Linked DNA regions of Homo sapiens: region 2 is linked to region 1. The links are chromatin loops, found by intact Hi-C in ENCODE. Cell type or tissue: heart left ventricle. All regions are shown on one strand. Each heading gives the region's core, and the rest is flanking DNA. Links, peaks and the distances in the headings are about the cores only. Region 1 overlaps DOCK4 (dedicator of cytokinesis 4). Region 2 overlaps DOCK4 (dedicator of cytokinesis 4).

Region 1 (2,917 bases), core at 138-2,637:
CCTGTTTTCTGGTATACATGACTATCATAAAACAGTCAGCAATTCTGATTAATTAAGACTAGGGCTTTTGGGTAAAAACAGTGGTCCTTTAACATGGCTGGGCTTTAAACAAACAGGAAGCTTTTAGGTCCATCCTGACCCAGTCAATCAGGATCTCCAGGGTGGGGCCTGGGCTTTATACAGCTCACCAGGAGAATATTGTACACAATCAGGTTGGTGCGAGGCTCTTTGTATCGGTTCGAACCCTGAGAGCACGCCAACAAACAACACAAGGCAGTGTGGAGCAGTACCCTGTTTTAATGAGCGCCTGGGTGCAGACAGGCCGAGGCCTAAAATGGCATCAGCCCCATGTGAGGACGGGGCAGGGGTTTTATAGCCCTCTGTAAACAGGAAGTGTCCCAGTCTGACATGACAGCTACGTAGTACCCGGACAGTCTCCCTCTCCATCTTCAGGGGGTATGTGTCTTCCGGCCACCTCTCTTCCTGCTTCTGCTATCTTGCTGACGCACGCTGCTGGGTCTTGCGCCTTGGGACTGGGCCTGAGGAGGGAGGAGTTATTCATTCCCTTAAGCTTTCAGGCCCTGGGGAGAATCTTTCAGTTGGGAACCACTGAATTAGAAGGCCCTTGGGTCTCTTCTGTTTACCACTGATCATTCCCTGTACATAGGGCATCTATTCGAATGTCCTTCATCTCTGCCATCATAAGCACCAAAGCCCCGTAGTCCAGCGGCCACTGCAGAACTGCCAGCACACCTTCCAGCTGCTTCCCAAAGTATCTTGCCTGGACAGAGGTAGCACTGGTTTCTTGGGGGCATAAATAGAGCAATTTATAGTGCGGCCTGAGCTTTTCTGAATTGTCCTTTGTTATTCTAGGCGAGACCACAGTAACAGCTCTCTTCACAGTTTTGGGAAGGAAAATAATTTTTTCTTTAACACTCATACATTCTTAGTTGGAATGGTCCTCTTTATCAAAAGACAAATTAAAAAGAGAAAAACAGAAGTTTACTAACATGTATATTTCATACATAAATGAGATATATTAATACATAGGGAATGAGAAATTCTCAAAGAGGTGGCTTTGAATTCCAGCTTATATAGTGTCTTCAAGAAAGAACAGTACATTTTGGAGAAATGACAAGACCAAACAGGACTTGAAGTCTCTAGGGAGGCAACTTCTAGGAAGGCAAATAACTGGCAGACAAAGGCTAGTTGATAAAGAGTGTTGGTAGGGATACCTCTGGTGCCATCTCCAGGCCTGTAACGTTTAAAATTGTCATCTGTGGTTAACCTTTGTTCTCCCTGGTAGAAGAAGGGGCAGGCCCATGACCATGCCACCCTGAATGTGCCTGATCTTGTTTGATCTCAGAAACTAAGCAAGGCCAGGCCTGTTAGTACTTACATGGTCTAAGAGAGGCAAGATTCTTTTTGTTTTTGTAAATCTATGCATTGCCTTTAGGCAATTAGAGGGAAGGCAGAGAGCTTTACAGCACCTACTTCTTAATTGCCTTTAGCTCAACAATTCTTATGCCAAAGAAGTATATTTTGGGGTGCCGTATTCTGGTCTCCCACAGCAGATTATTGGACATATCTTACACTGTTAGGCAATCAGAAAACATTTGACAGAATGCAGGAGAAGCAGTGAAATAGAAACAATTCAGATCACCTTACGTTTGTATTCTATTGCCTTTTAGGGAGAGGCTCTAGGGTCAGCACTGCACCCTGGAACCATCCTCTTAGCTCTTCTCATTATTCCTTCGTCCATCTTACCACCCCTTAGCTTCTGGTGTGTCTCCCTTCACACCTACTCAGTGTAGAATGGGTATTAATTGTTATCCTCACACTCTTCAAACAGCGTAGTTAATTTTTTTTTTTTTTAAGACAAGGTCTCATTCTGTTATCCCAGATATCAGCTCATTGCAACCTCTGCCTCCTGGGCTCAAGTGATCCTCCCACCTGTGTCTCCTGAGTACTTGGGATCACAGGCATGCACCACCCCACCGGGCTAATTTTTTAAATTTTTTGTAGAGACAAGGTTTCACCCTGTTGCCCAGGCTGATCTTGAACTCCGAGGCTCAAGTGATCTGCCTGTTTCTGCCTCCCAAAGTGCTGGGATTTCAGGCGTGAGTCACTGTGCCCAGATTAGCATAGTTCAATTTAAGACAAATGACTGCTTTTTCAGATATGCTACATGGGATTTTTGTTTTTGTTTTTGTTTTTGTAAAATTGGTTTGAGTATAAAAAAAATGACAGTTGTTTTTCCAATTAGTTTAATAGAACATGACCGTCTAAATGTGTTCTCTGTTGTTATTGTTCTTCTTGGAGACCATAAATCTATTTCAATGATATTTAACTGTTGAAAATTATTTTACAAGCGTTCTTTGTAATTTTTTGTGGATTGATTAGCTTGCTAATCTTTCTCACAACATGTTTCAACCGAAGATATTACCCAGTCATATATTTTTGGATAAAAGTACATGTTGTGTAACTTTCATGCTCATTGAATCACTAGACAGTTTTACTTCTTATGTGAGGTGAACTATAAAAGTGATAAATATAAATCCATGCAGAAAGATAGAACAATTTTTATGTGAAATATAAAAATATATTTCATGTAAAATGTCAAAATTTTTGATATTGGCCTTCCCAACTGAAGGGTTACTTCTACTGAGTGGTTTACAAGGAGGCACAGAGGACAGAAGCATCCTACTGAGAAACAGAAGAGAAGCCATCAGGACCTTCAGATCCCTACTGTGCCTCCTATATTATTTGCATGACCAGGAAGAACATTTCTACCACACTATGCTGTGAAACACACTTGTCATCATTAGAGGTCTTTTTGAGTACATCAGAATATCAGTAGTTCAACTGAGCAGTTGGTCACAGGTGTAATTTCCATAAACACAGATATGTTGTGGCT
Region 2 (2,917 bases), core at 132-2,631, 61 kb before region 1:
TGGGAAGAGACTAAGAAAATGTAACAACTAAATGTGCAATCCTGGACAGGACAAAGATGACATTAGTTGGACAAGTGGTGAAATTTGCATATGAACTGGAGAATAGTTAATAGTATAAGTTATGGTTTAAATGTTTTTGTCCCCTCCAAAACTTATGTTGAAATGTAATCCTTTTAAAAACTCAGGTGTTGCCAAAAAGACAGTATTAAGAGGTGGGACCTTAAGAAATGATTGGACCATGGGGACTCCTCCCTTGTTAATGGGATTAAGGCCCTATTCAAAGAGGCTTCAGGCTGTGTTTGGGTAGTTTACACTCATGTTCTTCGTCCTTCCACCATGTGAAGACAAAGCAGAAAGGCTCTTAGCACAATGCCAGTACCTTGATCTTGGACTTGCTAGCTTCCAGAACTGTGAGAATTAAATTTCTTTATAAATTACCCAGCCTGTGATATTCTGTTACAGCAGCACAAAATGGACTAAGACAGTATATTTTTTCAACATTAACTTCCTGGTTTTGGTAAATGTACTATATTTATTTAAGAGCTTCACATTTGCTGAAGCTTATTTAAGAATATATCTTTATACTATTTGTGTTACTTTCTTCTTTTCTTTCCTTCTGTTACCAGAAAGGGGTCCTGATCCAGACCCCAAGAGAGGGTTCTTGGATCTCAAGCAAGAAAGAATTCAGGGCAAGTCCACCGAGCAAAGTGAAAGCAAGTTTATTGGAGAAGTAGAGATAAAAGAATGGCTACTCCATAGACAGAGCAGCCCTGAGGGCTGCTAGCTGGCTATTTTTATGGTTATTTCTTGATTATATGCTAAACCAAGAGTGGATTATTCTTGGAGTTACCAAGGAAAGGGATGGGCAATTCCCAGAACTGAGGGTTCTTCCCCTTTAGACCATGTAGGGTAACTTCCAGATGTTGCCATAACATGTGTAAATTGTCCTGGTGCTGGTGGGAGTGTGTTTTAGCATGCTAATGCATTATAACTAGCGTATAATGAAGTGAGGACCACCAGAGGTCAGTTTCGTTGCCATCTTGGTTTTGGTGGGTTTCAGTTCTTTACCACATCTTATTTTATCAGCAATGTCCTAATGACCTGTATTTTAGCCCTGCCAACATCCTAATTCATCCTATGACTAAGAATGCCCAACCTCCTGGGAATGCCACCCAGTAGGTCTCAGTCTTATTTTTCCCAGCCTCTGTTCAATATGGAGTCACTCTGGTTTGAATACCTCTGACAATTCTTCTTTCTTCCTTTCTTTTCTTCCTTTTCTCTTTCTTCCTTTCGAGACAGGATCTCACTCTGTTTCTCAGGCCGGAGTGCAGTGGTGTGATCATAGCTCACTGCAGCCTGGAACACCTGGGCTCAAGCAATCCTTCTACCTCAACCTCTTGAATAGCCAGGACCACAGGCACACACCACCACGCCTGGCTTATTTTTGTAACTTTCTTATAAATCTGAAATTAATTCAAAATTAAAAGTTAAAAAAAGGCAGTGGGCTTAATTTTTTTCCACATAAGAATAATAGAACTAACTATAAGTGTATCTGTTTGCTGTGTACATTTAAAAATCTCTGGCAATATAAAACACAGAGGTGTAGAACTCTGTGAGGTGTAGAAGGAGAACTAGCCTGAAAGCAGACCTCAGCACATGTGAGTCATGGTTTTGAGAATGCTTTTTGGTAGGAGAGTACATCAGCACTTTAAGATGGTGTGTGTTGGGGCTGGGTCCCTATCTTCCAGTTCGCTTTTGTGGTATTTGCTGAACAATTAAGAGATCCTCATTTCTAGGTGCTCTGCTGGTTGGAATACTAGTCCCTTCCTTAAAGATGTGTTTAGTCTTATTGAGGTAACAAAATTCCTACCGATGGTAGAAATTGATAAATTTGATAAAAACTAATAAAATGGATTAAATGCGCATAAAAGAAGTGCTAATTGAATGACCAAGTGACAAAATCCAAGCACCTGAAGAGTTGTCCATCTACACATTCTGAACTGTGTTTTGTAGCAAACAGAAAACGTAGGAAACTTCTTTCTCATGACTTAATAACTCAACACCAGTGCAAAGTGTTATCTTCACCATTGTATTCCCAGTGCCTAGCACAATACTGGCACATGGAGAGTAACCATTAAATATTAATTTAATAAATAAGTCAACTGCACACCTTGGTGATTTCATCCCATTATATATTTAACTGACACTTGTTGAGTACCCACTAGGTGTCATGCATTGTGCCGGGTATTGGGAACATAAAGGAGCCGCAGAAGTAGAGGTGGTGAGTGAGTATAATCAGTGTTGGAGGGACGTAAATGGGATTGGTGTGGTGGAGTTAGGGTACAGGCTAAGCCTTCCTTGAGGATGGAGGGACTTAAAGGGGATTGGTGCAGTGGAGTTAGGGTACAGACTAAGCCTTCCTTGAGGATGTCAGGCCTCTGAGCCGAAGCTCAGCAGTTGTAACCCCTGTGACTTGCAAAAGCTTTATTGCTCATACAAAACCTGTTTGCTGGTCTCTTCACATGGACACGTGTGACCGAGGAGGATGCTTGCGTTGTTTTGAAGAAGACCTGTTAAGGGGACAGGAGTAAGAGGCCCACATGTCAAGTGGAGGGAAAAGCAATGGGAAAGGCATAGATAAGAGAGGTTCAGTGGGACTGTTGAGTGGGGAGTTGTAAAGGGTGAGATTGGAAAACTATGCAGGAGCTAGATTTTGAAAGAACTTTGGACTTTGTTCCTCTATTTCTCCGTTGAACTGTTCACTGGCTCCCCTATCTCCTTGAGAAATAGTTTTTGACTAGGTGTCAATGGCCAGAGCCGGTAAAAATTGGTATTTGTTCAAAATTGGAAATTGGCTTAGTCATCAGAGCAAAAGGGGGAGTAATTGTAAGAATTTAGACTTTGACTTCTTCTGACT

Evidence for each region. Peaks named below come from ENCODE experiments on the same cell type or tissue, not always from the same donor. Only the 100,000 strongest peaks of a DNase experiment are listed, where the experiment ranks them.
Region 2: it touches region 1 in a loop (2.0-fold over the local background); 3 of 110 quality-filtered maps call a loop at or near these places.

What each region holds. Positions count from the first base shown.
Region 1 is chr7:111,952,167-111,955,083 of GRCh38, reverse strand. All of the region lies in intron 8 of DOCK4 (dedicator of cytokinesis 4), which reads left to right. It also overlaps the pseudogene RNA5SP237. Among named protein-coding and RNA genes, the nearest start is that of DOCK4-AS1, 150 kb to the right of the region's middle. RefSeq lists an enhancer at 2,471-2,917. In heart left ventricle, for the core only: a CTCF peak has its summit at 1,252 (motif pointing left); a DNase peak (open chromatin) is centred at 325; H3K27ac peaks cover 602 bases.
Region 2 is chr7:112,013,280-112,016,196 of GRCh38, reverse strand. All of the region lies in intron 1 of DOCK4 (dedicator of cytokinesis 4), which reads left to right. Among named protein-coding and RNA genes, the nearest start is that of DOCK4, 190 kb to the left of the region's middle. In heart left ventricle, for the core only: no CTCF peak of the experiment used is centred there; no DNase peak of the experiment used is centred there.